2 separate regions of the Homo sapiens genome follow, and region 2 is linked to region 1. Evidence: read pairs that join two places in POLR2A ChIA-PET (ENCODE). Cell type or tissue: K562. All regions are shown on one strand. Each heading gives the region's core, and the rest is flanking DNA. Links, peaks and the distances in the headings are about the cores only.

The links. ChIA-PET counts read pairs that join two places held together with the same protein. Peaks named below come from ENCODE experiments on the same cell type or tissue, not always from the same donor. Only the 100,000 strongest peaks of a DNase experiment are listed, where the experiment ranks them.
Region 2: POLR2A ChIA-PET joins it to region 1 with 5 read pairs; 2 of 35 experiments call an interaction of 5 or more read pairs at or near these places.

Annotation. Positions count from the first base shown.
Region 1 is chr19:55,541,451-55,549,782 of GRCh38, forward strand. SBK3 (SH3 domain binding kinase family member 3) reads right to left here and starts at 4,093. Exons shown (of 4, transcript NM_001199824.2): 1 at 4,049-4,093; 2 at 3,349-3,499; 3 at 2,650-2,852; 4 at 1-76. The coding sequence starts at 4,093. RefSeq lists an enhancer at 3,495-4,331 and a silencer at 5,853-6,147. In K562, for the core only: no CTCF peak of the experiment used is centred there; DNase peaks (open chromatin) are centred at 3,641 and 6,031; H3K4me3 peaks cover 241 bases.
Region 2 is chr19:54,859,513-54,867,844 of GRCh38, forward strand. It overlaps KIR3DL2 (killer cell immunoglobulin like receptor, three Ig domains and long cytoplasmic tail 2), which reads left to right. Exons shown (of 9, transcript NM_006737.4): 7 at 6,293-6,397; 8 at 6,858-6,910; 9 at 7,010-7,695. The coding sequence ends at 7,219. Among named protein-coding and RNA genes, the nearest start is that of FCAR, 11 kb to the right of the region's middle. In K562, for the core only: no CTCF peak of the experiment used is centred there; no DNase peak of the experiment used is centred there; H3K27me3 peaks cover 1,692 bases.

The DNA of each region.
Region 1 (8,332 bases), core at 252-8,251:
GCCCCCGGCTGTGGAGGAAGTCCAGAGCTCCTGCCAACTGGGCCACCACCCGCTTCACCAGCAGTTCTGGGAGGCCCTGAGGTCAAGAAGACAGGAGGAGGGTCAGAGTGTCTTGGTTTTGTCTTTTTTATGTTGTCCAGGCTGGTCTCAAACTCCTGGCCTCAAGCGATCCTCCTGCCTTGGCCTCCCAAAGTGCTGGGATTATAGGCATGAGGCACTGCACCAGTTGGTTCCTTCTGAATAATTTTTGAAAGAGGCTCTAGATTCCTAAGTCCTAAAAGTTTGACTCTTGGGGTTTGAGAATCTAGAACCCCAGACTAGTGGCTACCTCCAGTGTTCCCACCACATGCTCCCAAAGACTTTCTCTCCATCATCCTCAACCTCAACCTGCAGCCATATCTGCACTCCTGTAGACCAACTCCCAGCTGGTCTCCCAGTTTTCCCCACTGGAACCCCAGTTATAACCAGTAGCTCCTTCTTTTAGCTTCTTTCAAAGATTCTCCTAACTCAAACACTCAGGCCCACTGTGAACATTTCTTATATATCTTTTGTAAACTGACCATCCAGATCTTCTCCAGTGAGAACTCAAATTTCATTCTTAACCCTAATCTTAGTCTTGTATGAGTCTAGACCCCATCTCTAACTCAGAGGCTTTTCTAAAATTCCCCAGTTTATTTCATCAATTGATTATCTATCCGTCTAGCCAGCCAGCTGGCCAGGCAGCAATTCATCCATGAAGCCATCCATCCTTCCAACAGTATTGAACAGTGTGTCCATCCAACATCCATTCCACCAACCAGTCAGCAATCCAATAAGTTATTCTGTTATTTAATATCCAACATCCATATATTCATCCTCCCTTGCTTCCTTTCACCCATCCACTCACCATCCATTAATCATCCATCCACCAATCCTTCCGTCCACCCACCCATCCATCCATCCACTCAACCAATCCTTCCATCCACCCACCCACCCATCCACTCATCCATCCACCACTCACTCACCCACCAAACCTTTCATCCATCCATCCATCCATCCATCCATCCACCCACCAATCCTTCCTTCCATCCATCCACCCATCCGCCCACCAATCCTTTCATCCATCCATCCATCCATCCACCAATCCTTCCTTCCGTCCATCCATCCATCCGCCCACCAATCCTTTCATCCATCCGTCCATGCAGCCATCCACCCACCCATCCATCCACCAATTCTTCCATCCACCCACCCACCTATCCACTCAACCAATCCTTTCATCCACCCACCCACCTACCCATCCACTCATCCATCCATTCACTCACCCACAAAACCTTTCATCCATCCATCCACCCATCCATCCACCCACCAATCCTTCCTTCTATCGATCCATCCATCCATCCATCCATCCGTCCATCCACCCACCAATCCTTCCTTCCATCCATCCATCCACCCACCAATCCTTTCATCCATCCATCCACCCCTCCATCTACCCACCCACCCATCCATCCACCCACCCATCCATCCATCCATCCACCCATCCATCCATCCACCCACGGATCCTTCCATCCACCCACCCACCCGTCCACTCAACCAATCCTTTCATCCACCCACCCACCCACCCATCCACTCATCCATCCATCCACTCACCCACCAAACCTTTCATCCATCCATCCACTCACCTACCAAACCTTTCATCCATCCATCCATCCACCCACCAATCCTTTCATCCACCCATCCACCCACCCATCCATCCACCCACCCACCCATCCATCCATCCACCATCCATCCATCCACCCACCCATCCATCCACCCATGGATCCTTCCATCCACCCACCCACTCATCCATCCATCCATCCACTCACCCACCAATCCTTTCATCCATCCATCCATCCATCCATCCATCCACCCACCCACCCACCCATCCATCCACCCACCCATCCATCTACCAGTCCTTCCTTCCACCCATCTATTCACCCACCCATCTGTCCACTCACCCATCCTTCCATCCTTCTAATTCTCAATGAGACTCATTTCTCCACATGTACCTTCCTCATCCCCTTCCTTCTTTTATTCCTTCCATTTATCCCTAACTTTATCTCAAATCCAAAATCTATTCCTGAAACTATCCCTACCCCTAATCTCCAAACTCGAGAGACCCTAGAATATCATGGGTTCTGTCCTGACCTGGTCTCCTTTCTAGAAGAAACCCCATTATAGCCCATCTCCAACTCAGTCTATATACACATCCTCAACCGTCTCTGCTTCTCTCTGCAGCCCATTCATGCTTTTCTCCATACTCACGATGAATCTATAATCAACTCTAAACTCAACCCACCCAACTCCACCCATGCCCACACCCTAACCTCAGAGTCAACTAAAATCCCAACCCTGTCTCCCTCCCCACCCCCTTCATTGACTCCAGTCCATCCTCAATCCCACCCCCAGCTCCCTGCCTTTCCACGATTGTGTTTGGGTGATTGGATGGATTAGGGTTGAGGTCAGGCATGGAACCTCGTTGAGAATTAGAAAGGGGGAGGTCATGTGGGGGCTCAGGGTGGAGATGGATTGGGCGGGCCCTGATTTGGGGTCAGAGTTGGAGACAGAGACGGGGCTTGGGACAGAGTTGGACCTGGGATAAGCACTCCCAACCTTTGTCCCTCGTGGCCTCACCCTTTCCTGCAGCATCCCGCTGAGGTCCCCACAGGGCGCGTACTCCTGGGCGAAGGCAAAATAGCGGGGGGTCTGTAGGGGTCCTGCCAGGGTCTGCAGCAGGCCTGGGTGTGCAGAGACGCAGCGGCCCACACAGAACTCCCTCAGGAAGGTGCTTCTCAGGACCAAATCCCGACGCAGGAGCTTCAGAGCCACAGCTGGACCTGCCAGGGAGATGGGTCGGAGGGACACTCAGGCGGCTCCAGTCCTGCTGTGGGGCCTGAGGGAAGCCGTGTAAACTCTCTGAGCCTCACACTTCTCATGGGCAGCACGGGCTCCCCTGTCTGTGAAGTGTGGGTGGGAGGAGACCTTCTTTGAAGACCCTCCCTGCTCTGCCTCGGACTGCGGCGTGGGCTTGCACAGCCGCCTCACCCTCTCCGGGCCTCAGTTTCCCCTGGCATCAAGTAAGAGACACGGTGGTGACTTGGGTTCCAACTTGAGTTGCATACCTGTCCTGCTGTGGGACCGTAGGCAGTCCCTCGCCCTCTCTGGGGTGGGGCCTGTGTTTCTCAGAAGATCCCAGAGCTCTTAACTTTCAGAGTACCCCCACTGAGAAGGGTCCCCATCAGCTCCTCCTGGGAATGCCCCCTGTCTGGGTGGCTTCCGAGAATGCTTATTGTGGGGCAGTTGGGGAGGCTGCCCTTGGGTGGCTGAACTCACCCCCCTGGTGAGGCTGGGCAAGGAGCACGCGGCCGTAGGAGCCGGAGCCCAGCTTCCGGATGAGGTGGTACTGGTCCCGAAGGCTCCTCACCGGGGTCACCCTGCTGGTCGTCAGCTCCACCAGCCGTTGGAGGGCTGTGGCTGTGTCCTCCTACGGGAGAGGGGCAGGGTGAGGAGGGGGCGCGTCTGGGGTCCACTGAGAGTGGTGGGGGAGGAGGTCACGGCGCAGCCCCAGGATGGAGGGTGGGGCAGGGGACAGGGGTCACTGTCCCCAGAGAGGAGGATGAGTCACAGTGACTCACCCGGACTCGGGCCACCTGTTTTTGTGTCCTGGAGAGGTTAGGGGTCACTGCCACAGAGGCCCCGCCTGCCCCTGTCTGTGGGAGCAGGCCAGGAGCCCCCAGCCCCGAGTGGGGGTGCATCCTCAGCCCACACAGTCCCCCTGCCCACCCTGGTCTCTCTCTCCACCGTCCTCTTCCCCTGTGCATCCCGCTGTGTGTTTCTGAGTCCAATTCTCTGGGGGCCTTGGTCTCGCTGTGTGTCCTTGGATCTCTGTCATCCTCTCTCCCTGGGTCTGGGTCTCTGAGGTCTTTGCGTTTCCCTGTTTTCTGTTTCTCTTCCTCTCTCTCCCCGTGTTGCCTCCTGCCTCTCTCTCCTTCTTTTCTCTCTCTGTCTTCCTCCCCTGGCTCCCGTCTCTCACCTCTGGGTCCCCATCCTCAGGGGTCTCGGAGGCCCTGCGCTCCATCTCAGGGCTTCCTGATGTGGGGTGGCCCTTGGGCGGGACCCCCCCGTCAGGGCTCCCCAGAAAGCAACCAGCCCCCTGCACCCCACAGGTTCTCGCTGCGCAGAGCCAAGGGATGGAAGCTCGTCTGCAAGGTCAGCCTCAGTCGCCCCTTGTCTGTCCGGCTCTGTCTAGCTGGAGGAGTGTCTCTGCCTCTCTGTGCCCTCCTGCCACCCTCTGGGTGTATTCCCTGCTGTGCTTCCCAGGTGATAGCCCTTACTCCCCACACCCTCTCTTCCCCTCTCTTTAGCCAACCCCAGTCTCTCCTTCCTTCTACAGGAACACCTTTCTGTCAGCCTCTCTCTTGCTCCGTCTATCCTCTCTCTTTGTGCGTCTTTGTCTCCTTCTCTCCCCGTCTCTCTCTCTCCACCCTCCCTGTCTCTGTCTCGCACTTGGGTCTCTGGGGTGGGACTCCCCCTCCCTGTCCCGTCTCTGTGGGTCGCCGGCCCCTCTCCCCTGTCCGCACACTGTCTCCACTCTTTCTCCACCAACTCTGGGGGTGTCTCCACGCTCTGCTCCCTGCCTGCTCCCCTCTCTCTGTCTGTCTGTTTCCCGTCTCTCCCGGCCCCTCTGGGCATCTCCGTCCGCTCTCCCCAGTGTCTCTGCGTCTCTCTCCTCCTCTTTGTTCCTGACTCTCTCTCAAAGCCTTTGTCCCTCCCTTTCTCTGGGCCTGGGACAGGGGTGTGTGTGACAGCTCAGAGACAGAGACATCCTGTCCCCCCACACCCCTCCCTCACCCCCTCTGACCGCTGCCCCCTCCCTCTCCCTTCCAAACTTAGACCAGCTTGGACTCTGGGCTCCAGTCCCAGGACAGACGGGACAAAACATATTGTGAACCCCCAACAAGGCCCAGGCCTGAGGGCAGAGGAAAGGGTGGGACAGACCCCTCCACACACCTGAGCTGGGATGACTGGCCCAGAGCTGAGCACCTCTGTCTTGCCCCAGAGGCCAGGAGCGCTGGTGTCCAGGGACCAGGGAACAGTTCCCAAAGCCCTCCTCCTTCACACCAGGAGTGCTGGCCCCAGCTCCTCCTCCCTCACACCCAGGAGTCCAGGTCCCCAGTTCCTCCATCCTCAGACCCAGGAGTCTAGGCCCCAAGCCCCACCTCCCTCAGACCCAAGAGTCCAGGCCTCCAGCTCCTCCTCCCTCAGATCCAGGAGTCTAGGCCCCCAGCCCCTCCTCCCTCAGACCCAGGAGTCCAGGACCCCAGCCCTTCCTCCCTCAGACCCAGGAGTCCAGGCCTCCAGCCCCTCCTCCCTCACACCCAGGAGTCCAGGTCCCCAGTTCCTCCATCCTCAGACCCAGGAGTCCAGGCCCCAGCCCCTCCTCCCTCAGACCCAGGAGTCCAGGTCTCCAGCACCTCCTCCCTCACACCCAGGAGTCCAGGTCCCCAGTTTCTCCACCCTCAGACCCAGGAGTCCAGACTCCAGCTCCTCCTCCCTCAGACCCAGGAGTCCAGGCCCCAGCCCCTCCTCCCTCAGACCCAGGAGTCCAGGCTCCCAGCCCCTTCTCCCTCAGACCCAGGAGTACAGACTCCCAGCCTCTCCTTCCTCAGACCCAGGTCCCCAGCCCCTCCTCCCTCAGACCCAGGAGTCCAGGCCCAGCCCCTCCTCCTGCAGGACTCAGGAGCTGAAGTAGCTGTGGGAAGCGCCAGGGACAGAGGTGCTCTCATGTTCTCAGCACCTGTTCCGCGCCTAGCCCTGTGCGGGGCTTTACACTGGATCCTCCCAGCTGCCCAAAGGGTCAGTATTTATCCCCAGTTTACGGAGCAGGAAACTGAGGTTCCGAGAAACGATCGTGTTACACAAGGTCAGAAGGGGAGCGGGCCCCGGGCCAGGCCTGTGTGACTCAGAGGCCTGCTGCCTGCCCCACTCGTGTTTCCACTACTACTACAGCCCTGCTATTAATAAAGACACAGCAACGGCAGCGACGCGTAGGCGCTGGAAGGATCTGCAGGAAACAGGCTGTGGCGCTGGCCTCTGGGGAGCTGGAAGGGACCCAAGGAGGGGCAGAGGTAGAACTTCCTTTGCTGTTCGGAGGTTAGATTGGGGAAAGTCGCAAACCTACAGAAAAGTAGAAAAAGTGCTGTCCGTGCCTGTAGTCCCAGCTACTGGGCAGGCTGAGGCAGGAGAATCGCTTGAACCCAGGGAGGCGGAGGTTGTGGTGAGCCGAGATCGCACCACTGCACTCCAGCCTGGGCAACAGAGCGGGACTCCGTCTCAAAAACAAACAACAAACAAACAAACAAATAATAACAACAAAACAAAAACAAACAAACAAAAAAGTGCTGTCATGAACACCCATTGGCTAAACTTCACAGATGTGGCCACTTGGCCATACTTTCTTGATCTTTATTTCTTTGTCGGCGGGGGCATACAAACTAGTTTCAAGTAAATGATAAATATTGAAGTCTTTTGGAAGTGGAAATGCTGAGCTGCCTGGTGTGTTTGCTTTAAAATCATCTGGCCGGCTGGGCGCGGTGACTCACGCCTCTAATCCCAGCACTTTGGGAGGCCGAGGCGGGCGGATCACCTGAGGTCGGGAGTTCGAGACTAGCCTGAACAACATGGAGAAACCCCGTCTCTACTAAAAATACAAAATTAGCTGGGCATGGTGGTGTATGCTTGTAATCCCAGCTACTTGGGAGGTTGAGGCAGGAGAATCACTTGAACCCGGGAGGCGGAGGTTGCGGTGAGCCAAGATGGCACGATTGCACTCCAGCCTGGGTAACAAGAGCAAAACTCTATCTCAAAAACAAACAAACAAAAAAGTCTGGCAAAAGAAAAGAAAATGTGTGTGTGTGTGTGTGTGTGTGTGTGTGTATGGGGGGGTGGTGGGTGGGTGGTGAGACAAGTGAGAGGGAAGGGACTCATTTTATTCCTCTGTTTCTGGTTATGCTGGAAATTTTCCTTCATGAAAAGCTACAAGTTATAAACTAAACTACAGGCATTGTGATGAATTGTGCCCAAACATTTGAGAGTACCTATCTGTAAAAGTAAGGAAAATTTCTAGCTCAGCTACAGTAAAATTGTCATAATGACTTTTTTAACAAAATTGAAGATGAGGCCAGGTGTGATGGCTCACGCTTGTAATCCCAGCACTTTGGGAGGCTGAGGCGGGCAAATTGCCTGAGGTCGGGAGTTCGAGACCAGCCTGGCCAACATGGTGAAACCCCATCTCTACTACAGATACAAAAATTACCCAGTCGTGGTGGCGTGTGTCTGTAATCCCAGCTACTCAAGAGGCTGAGGCAGAAGAATCGCTTGAACCCGGGAGGCAGAGGTTGCAGGGAGCCGAGATGGCGCCACTGCACCCCAGCCTGGGCGACAGAGCGAGAGTCTGTCTCAAAAAAATAAAATTAAATTAAATAAAAAATAAAAAATTTAAGATAGGGTCTTGCTGTGTTGCCCAGGCTGGTCTCAAACTCCTAGGCTCAAGTGATCTTCCTACCTCGGTCTACCAAAGTGCTGAGAATACAGGTGTGAGCCACAGTATCCAGCCCAACAATTTCTCGAAATCAGATAATAACAAGTCTGTCTTCAGTTTCTCACATTTATTTTTTTTTAAATGCCTTGGCTGGGCGCGGTGGCTCATGCCTATAATCCCAGCACTTTGGGAGGCCGAGGCAGGTGGATCACCTGAGGTCAAGAATTCGAGACCGGCCTGACCAACAAGGTGAAACCCCCCTCTCTACTAAAAATACAAAAATTAGCTGGGTATGGTGGCAGGTGCCTGTAATCCCAGCTACTCGGGAGGCTGAGGCAGGAGAATTGCTTGAACCTGGGAGGTAGAGGTTGCAGTGAGCCAAGATGGACCACTGAACTCCAGCCTGGCGGCAGAGTAAGACTCTGTCTCAAAAAAAAAAAAAAAAAAAAAAAAAAAGAAAAAAAAATGCCTTATTTGCTTTATGAGTCAGGAATCAACGTCAACATCCCGTATGACTTTCAGGGAACTTTTTACCACTGTGCCTTTTACATTATTTGAATTTTTCCTGTGAGTATGTGTTATTCAAAAAATTTTAATGAAATAATACAGTGATGATGATACAGTAATATAGTAACACTCGGTGCTTACTTGGTGCCAGGCCCTGGTCACGCTCTCTCGGTCTCTCTCTCTTTTTCACTTAAGACTTTGTGGAGTCCTCCCAACAAGCCCTGGGTCGGTAGAATGATGGTTTCCAATTTCCTGATGGGGACAGTGAGG
Region 2 (8,332 bases), core at 236-8,235, 680 kb before region 1:
ATGAATTACTGTTGGTCATCAGGCAACCCTGGCTGACTCAGCAGAGCAAGAGCCTTGCCGTAACAGAGAACAGAGCTCATGCACGCACACTTCGACTCAGTGACTCATTCAGCCACAGCCCCATGCTCAGGCTGTGCAGTGTGGAAGCTTTTCCTATTGTTGCCATAACAAATTTCCACAAGATTCGTGTGTGAAAACAAAACGGTTATTTAATTATCTTACAGTGCTGTAGCTCAAAGCATGACGTGCATGTCACTGGGCTAAAATCAAGGTGACAGCAAGGCTGCCTTCCCTCTGAGGGTTCCAGGCAAGAATCTGCTTCTCACTTTTCTCAGCTTCTAGAGGCTCCCATGTTCCTTGGCTCCTGGTACCCTTCCTCCTTCCTCAAAGCCCACAAAGACTGGTCACATCTCACATGGCATCACTCAGACCCTTCTTCCTTACCACACCTCTTTCTCTGAATGCTGCTCTCCCTTCTTGCCCTTCTTTTGAAAACTTGGGGATTCTATTGGGTTCACCAAGATGAAAATCCATCATAATCTCCCGGAAATCATCCAGGATACCCTCCTTTTAAGTTCAGCTGACTAGCAACCATAATTCCATCTGCAATCTTCATTCCTCCTTTCATGTAAAATAACATATTCACAAGCTATGGAGGCTAGGACATGGACATTTTTGGGGTGGGACAACATTCTCCTGCCTTCCACAAACAGTGAACAAGATGCATTTGGCCTCTGTTCTTGGGACACTGATCTTGCAGATGGTTAAATGGGAGGGCAGAAAATGTAGGCACAAGGGGACCAATAAATGAATGATCTATTGAGAAGCATCTGTGCATGAAATCTATTTATTTATGTATTTACCTACTTGTTTATTGAGACGGAGCCTTGCTCTGTCGTCCAGGCTAGAGTGCGGTGGCATGATCTCGGCTCACTGCAACCTCCACCTCCTGGGCTGAACTGATCTCCTCCCTCAGCCTCTCCAGTAGCTGGGATTACAGACCACAACCACCACGCCCGGCTAACTCTTTTTGCATATTTTCTGTAGAGAGGATGTTTCACCATGTTGGCCAGGCTGGTCTCAAATTCCCAACCTCAGGTGATCCAATAGCCTCTGCCTCCCAACACGCTGGGATAAGAGGCATGAGCCACGGGGCCAAGCCAAATTTTCAAATCAATAATAGATAATGCTGAGTGTATTATTTCAGGTGACAGAGAAGTTCTCACTAATCAGATATTTGTGACATTAATGAAAAACACGGATTGAACCCCTGAAAGATTGGCGGAAGGATTTTGCACACACAGCTGTCAGCCGTGAAGGCACAAAGGTGAAAACAATCTGATGTGGAAGGAAGAGGCTCTGACTCAAATGCTGGGAATGAGGTGGGGAGAATGACAAGATGACTGTAGAGAGACGGAGAGCACACTGGGTACACAGGAAACTAAGGAGCAACAAGGAGCGTGTGTTTGACACTCACAGCCATTGGATTCACCTCGAGGTAACCAGGAATCCCTACATGATTAATATGACTGACATGAAAATAAGGGAGGCTCAGTTGCATAACTGGAATCTAGGAGACCGTGGAAAAGGCAATTGCCGCCCCACTGGTGAAATGTGGTGCTGATTTAGACACTAAATGAATGAAGTAGATGGATATAAGATATGTTTGTGAGGTAGAATCATTGGCTGGAAAGGCTTGCTGGGTTTAATTTTTCCTGGTAGTTTAATCCTCGCTTCACTAACTTATTTCTGAGATTTATTTCTCCTGCATCTAAATCAATACCTGGCAGAGGAGGGAGAGCTAGATGAGGGGTGGTGCAAATGAAGGGACCTAGTATAGCATAATATACAAGGCTGTGAACGGTGGCTCACGCCTGTAACCCAGCACTTCAGGAGGCCAACGCGGGTGGATCACATGAAGTCAGGAGTTCGAGACCAGCCTGGCCAACATGGAGAAACCCTATCTCTACTAAAAATACAAAAATTAAACAGGCATGATGGTGGTGCATGACTGTAATCCCAGCTACTCTGGAGGAGGAAGCAGGAGAATGACTTCAGCCCTGGAGGCAGAGGTTGCAGTGAGTGGAGATCGCATCACTGCACACCAGCCTGGGCTACACAGGGATACTCTGTCTCAAAAAATAAAAATAAAAAATACATAAATATAATAATATACACAAATGATGCAGGCACCTGAATTCCAATCATCATTTTTCTATTCCTCTATAATTACTTCTTTGATCCTTTATCTTATCCATTAGAAAATCAGCCTAAAACCTCTTCCATATTTGGCTTTCTGTGAACATGAGATCATATGGAAAATATGAAAGCCCCCTGAACCCACCAGCACAGGCCCTGAAATAGGGAAAGTGCTCTGTTCATCACAAGAAACTTTCCCCCTCACCCAAATCCCCCACCTCACCCCTACTTCCAATCACCTGTGGAGATACAGATAGATCATGGGGAGGTAAACGCTAATACTCCTTGGAGTGAGTTCAGATCTTGGAATCAGAGATCAGCACCAGCACTAGCTCCTGCTCCCCTTTCCTACTAATTCACAGGAGGACAGGTGGTTTTGAAGCAATAGATGGTGGAGGGGGTGGTCTTTCCCCCAGCCTCTCAGGTGGAACAGCAGCCTAACATGTGTCTCGCGAGATCACAAAGAGTAGCACGTTTCACATGGGCTTCATCATTATTTCCTGGCTGTTTGACATAAGAGAATTCTACTTTGCTTTTTTGATCTTGATTTCACTTTTGTGTCCTTTTCTTGGAGAATGTAATTTGAGTCAAGAGGGTTGTGGATGTAGAAACTGTAAAGCACATTCACTGTGTATCAATCCCAGTCCAGTCTTTCCAGAGAAGACTCTAAACACCTGCTGTACTGCACCTGGGCCTATGCCAATTTCTATCACTCACCGTCACTCCAGGGAGACAGAACACACAGAGAATACGTTACATAGGCAGGTTCATTACTAACAGATAAGCAGCGAGTGACAACAGAAGCCTACATTTCAACGTGAGCCAGTCCCTCAAGGCTCAGAAAAGCTGCTCGGGACATATGGAGTCACCTCATTTGCAGTGTATCTGGGGGAAGCCAGAAAATAGCCCAGCCTGGGTTTTGTACCCTGAAGCCACAGGAAGCACTCAGCTAAAGCACTGCATGACGTCCTCCTCCAGGAAGAACAGGAAGACAGCACAGGCTGTTCTGAGACGTTCCTCCTGATCTCAGGACGTTGCTGTCTTAGTCCATTTTTGTTGCTATAAAAGAACACTTGAGCCTGGGTTACTTCTTTTTTTTTTTTTTTTTTTTTTGTATAGTGCTTCTGATGAGCTTTTTTTTAAAATTTTTATTATTATTATACTTTAAGTTTTAGGGTACATGTGCACAATGTGCAGGTTAGTTACATATGTATACATGTGCCATGCTGGTGTGCTGCACCCATCAACTCGTCATTTAGCATTAGGTATATCTCCTAATGCTATCCCTCCCCCCTCCCCCCACCCCACAACAGTCCCCAGAGTGTGATGTTCCCCTTCCTGTGTCCATGTGTTCTCATTGTTCAATTCCCACCTATAAGTGAGAACATGCGGTGTTTGGATTTTTGTCCTTGTGATAGTCTACTGAGAATGATGATTTCCAATTTCATCCATGTCCCTGCAAAGGACATGAACTCATCATTTTTTATGGCTGCATAGTATTCCATGGTGTATATGTGCCACATTTTCTTCATCCAGTCTATCATTGTTGGACATTTGGGTTGGTTCCAAGTCTTTGCTATTGTGAATAGTGCCACAATAAACATACGTGTCCATGTGTCTTTATAGCAGCATGATTTATAGTCCTTTGGGTTTATACCCAGTAATGGGATGGCTGGGTCAAATGGTATTTCAAGCTCTAGATCCCTGAGGAATCGCCACACTGACTTCCACAATGGTTGAACTAGTTTACAGTCCCACCAACAGTGTAAAAGTGTTCCTATTTCTCCACATCCTCTCCAGCACCTGTTGTTTCCCGACTTTTTAATGATCGCCATTCTAACTGGTGTGAGATGGTATCTCATTGTGGTTTTGATTTGCATTTCTCTGATGGCCAGTCATGGTGAGCATTTTTTCATGTGTTTTTTGGCTGCATAAATGTCTTCTTTTGAGAAGTGTCTGTTCATGTCCTTTGCCCACTTTTTGATAGGATTGTTTGTTTTTTTCTTGTAAATTTGTTTGAGTTCATTGTAGATTCTGGATATTAGCCCTTTGTCAGATGAGTAGGTTGCGAAAATTTTCTCCCATTTTGTAGGTTGTCTGTTCACTCTGATGGTAGTTTCTTTTGCTGTGCAGAAGCTCTTTAGTTTAATTAGATCCCGTTTGTCAATTTTGGCTTTTGTTGCCGTTGCTTTTGGTGTTTTAGACATGAAGTCCTTGTCCATGCCTATGTCCTGAATGGTAATGCCTAGGTTTTCTTCTAGGGTTTTTATGGTTTTAGGTCTAACGTTTAAGTCTTTAATCCATCTCAAATTAATTTTTGTATAAGGTGTAAGGAAGGGATCCAGTTTCAGCTTTCTACCTATGGCTAGCCAGTTTTCCCAGCACCATTTATTAAATAGGGAATCCTTTCCCCATTGCTTGTTTTTCTCAGGTTTGTCAAAGATCACATAGTTGTAGATATGTGGCATTATTTCTGAGGGCTCTATTCTGTTCCATTGATCTATATCTCTGTTTTGGTACCAGTACCATGCTGTTTTGGTTACTGTAGCCTTGTAGTATAGTTTGAAGTCAGGCAGCATGATGCCTCCAGCTTTGTTCTTTTGGCTTAGGATTGACTTGGCAATGCAGGCTCTTTTTTGATTCCATATGAACTTTAAGGTAGTTTTTTCCAATTCTGTGAAGAAAGTCATTGGTAGCTTGATGGGGATGGCATTGAATCTATAAATTACCTTGGGCAGTATGGCCATTTTCACGATCTTGATTCTTCCTACCCATGAGCATGGAATGTTCTTCCATTTGTTTGTATCCTCTTTTATTTCATTGAGCAGTGGTTTGTAGTTCTCCTTGAAGAGGTCCTTCATATCCCTTGTAAGTTGGATTCCTAGGTATTTTATTCTCTTTGAAGCAATTGTGAATGGGAGTTCACTCATGATTTGGCTCTCTGTTTGTCTGTTATTGGTGTATAAGAATGCTTGTGATTTTTGTACATTGATTCTGTATCCTGAGACTTTGTAGAAGCTGCTTATCAGCTTAAGGAGATTTTGGGCTGAGACAATGGGGTTTTCTATATATACAATCATGTCATCTGCAAACAGGGACAATTTGACTTCCTCTTTTCCTAATTGAATACCCTTTATTTCCTTCTCCTGCCTAATTGCCCTGGCCAGAACTTCCAACACTATGTTGAATAGGAGTGGTGAAAGAGGGCATCCCTGTCTTGTGCCAGTTTTCAAAGGGAATGCTTCCAGTTTTTGCCCATTCAGTATGATACTGGCTGTGGGTTTGTTATAGATGGCTCTTATTATTTTGAGATACGTCCCATCAATGCCTAATTTATTGAGAGTTTTTAGCATGAAGCGTTGTTGAATTTTGTCAAAGGCCTTTTCTGCATCTATTGAGATAGTCGTCCGGTTTTTGTCTTTGGTTCTGTTTATATGATGGATTACATTTATTGATTTGCATATATTGAACCAGCCTTGCATCCCAGAGCCTGGGCAACTTCTAGAGAAAACAGATTTGTTTGCCTCACAGTTCTGCAGGCTGTACTGGAAGCATGGCACCAGCATCTGTTTCCTGTGACGGCCTCAGGCTGCTCCCACTCTGGCAGAAGGGAAGGAGGGTCTGTCTGTGCAGAGACCACAGAGATCACATGGCAAGAGAGGGAGCAAGGGGGAGGGCGAGCGATGGAGCTTCCAAGCTCTTTTTAACAACCAGCCCTCCGGGAACTAATAGAGGGGGAACTTGCTAACCCCATCATGTGGGGCAGCATTAATCTATTCATGATGGATCCACCTCCATGACTCAAACACCTTCCCATAGGCCCAAACTTCCACACTGGGGGTTAAATTTCAATATTTCAGTGTGAGGTTTCAAAGGGTCAAACATCTAAACTAAAGCAGCTGTATCCTCAGCATGTTCTATGGTTTCTATGAGAGCTGTAACTGAGAAAGCAGGAGAAAGCTGGGTCTCCCGCCATCAGGCTGCTTGTCCTAAGGAGATGTTCCATGTGGTTACCTGTCAATCAAGAAATGAGACAATCCATAAAGAGGAACTGCTATGATTAGCTTCTTATTGGATTCCCATCTTCCTCCAGGTATCTGCAGACACCTGCATGTTCTGATTGGGACCTCAGTGGTCATCTTCCTCTTCATCCTCCTCCTCTTCTTTCTCCTTTATCGCTGGTGCTCCAACAAAAAGAGTAAGTCTCACGAAGCAGAGGCCAGAGAGCTCAGGGCCATGTGGGGAAGCAGGATGGGAGCACGCGGGTGTGTGTTCCTCACTGGCAGGATGGTCCCTGGCCCAAGGGAGGAGCCACAGAGGCAGGGCTTTCTAGAGAGAGCACCAGACAACCTGCCCCTGCCTTCAGCTCACAGACCATTGCCTGGTTCTGAACTGTATCCTCACATCCCCTGCAGCTACTGACATCCAGAAGCTTCCATGACAGGCAGAAAGTGGGAGACAGAATCAATGGGATGCCAATTGAGAGCACTTCATGGGATGGGGTCTTGAACTCAGAGAGATAGAATGTCTGAGTCTGGATGTTGGCAGCTGAAGAGCCTCAGGCACCTACAGCCTCCCCCTGTGGGTTGGTGTCTGCCCATGAAATGAGGACCCAGAAGGGCCCTCCAAGCGGTTTTGATGACTTCCGTCTCCTACAGATGCTGCTGTAATGGACCAAGAGCCTGCGGGGGACAGAACAGTGAATAGGCAGGTAGGTCCTCCTCGGCCCAGCCTCACGGATACAGTCTTATCCCTAATAGTCCTGAAAAATGTGAGCACCCTCCCTCACTCAGCATTTCCCTCTCTCCAGGACTCTGATGAACAAGACCCTCAGGAGGTGACGTACGCACAGTTGGATCACTGCGTTTTCATACAGAGAAAAATCAGTCGCCCTTCTCAGAGGCCCAAGACACCCCTAACAGATACCAGCGTGTACACGGAACTTCCAAATGCTGAGCCCAGATCCAAAGTTGTCTCCTGCCCACGAGCACCACAGTCAGGTCTTGAGGGGGTTTTCTAGGGAGACAACAGCCCTGTCTCAAAACCAGGTTGCCAGATCCAATGAACCAGCAGCTGGAATCTGAAGGCATCAGTCTGCATCTTAGGGGATCGCTCTTCCTCACACCACGAATCTGAACATGCCTCTCTCTTGCTTACAAATGCCTAAGGTCGCCACTGCCTGCTGCAGAGAAAACACACTCCTTTGCTTAGCCCACAAGTATCTATTTCACTTGACCCCTGCCCACCTCTCCAACCTAACTGGCTTACTTCCTAGTCCTACTTGAGGCTGCAATCACACTGAGGAACTCACAATTCCAAACATACAAGAGGCTCCCTCTTAACACGGCACTTACACACTTGCTGTTCCACCTTCCCTCATGCTGTTCCACCTCCCCTCAGACTATCTTTCAGCCTTCTGTCATCAGTAAAATTTATAAATTTTTTTTATAACTTCAGTGTAGCTCTCTCCTCTTCAAATAAACATGTCTGCCCTCATGGTTTCGATAATGTGACTCTTTATTCGCCAAAAGTTTCCAGTGTTATCATTACTATGTCCATATAACCTGATATGTTCTCTACTGGGTTCTCAGCCCTGGACTCTGAGCTTCTGGAAGCAGGGTGGAGCCTCATTTGTCTCTGGGACTCCAATTTCCATCCAAAGATGCAGCACATAGGAGGTTCCAAGGATCGTGAATCACATGAACAAGTGATATTCTTACTCTCTGCAGACCTGGAAAGCTGGCAGAGTCATTCCAAGATGAAACATTTGTAGAGTCATAGGCCTTGTTAGTCTCATCTCCACAGGGACACATGTCAACACATCATCTTTCATACTATAAATATACAGTCGCTCCTCCATATCTGTGGGGTTTACAGGTGTTTATTGAACCAAATATAAATCAAAAATATTCAGAGAAAAAATCCACAAAGTTCCAAAAAGCAAAAATACTATATTGTGTGGACACAAGTGAGGTGGTGTGTAGGCTGTATCAGGAATTATAAGTAATCTAGAGATGATTTCATGTATACAGGAGGATGTGCATGGGTTATATGCAAACGCTGTGCCATTTCATGCAACAGGCTTGAGCATCTGCAGATTTTGGTGTCTGGTAGGGAGGGGGGTTTCCTGGAA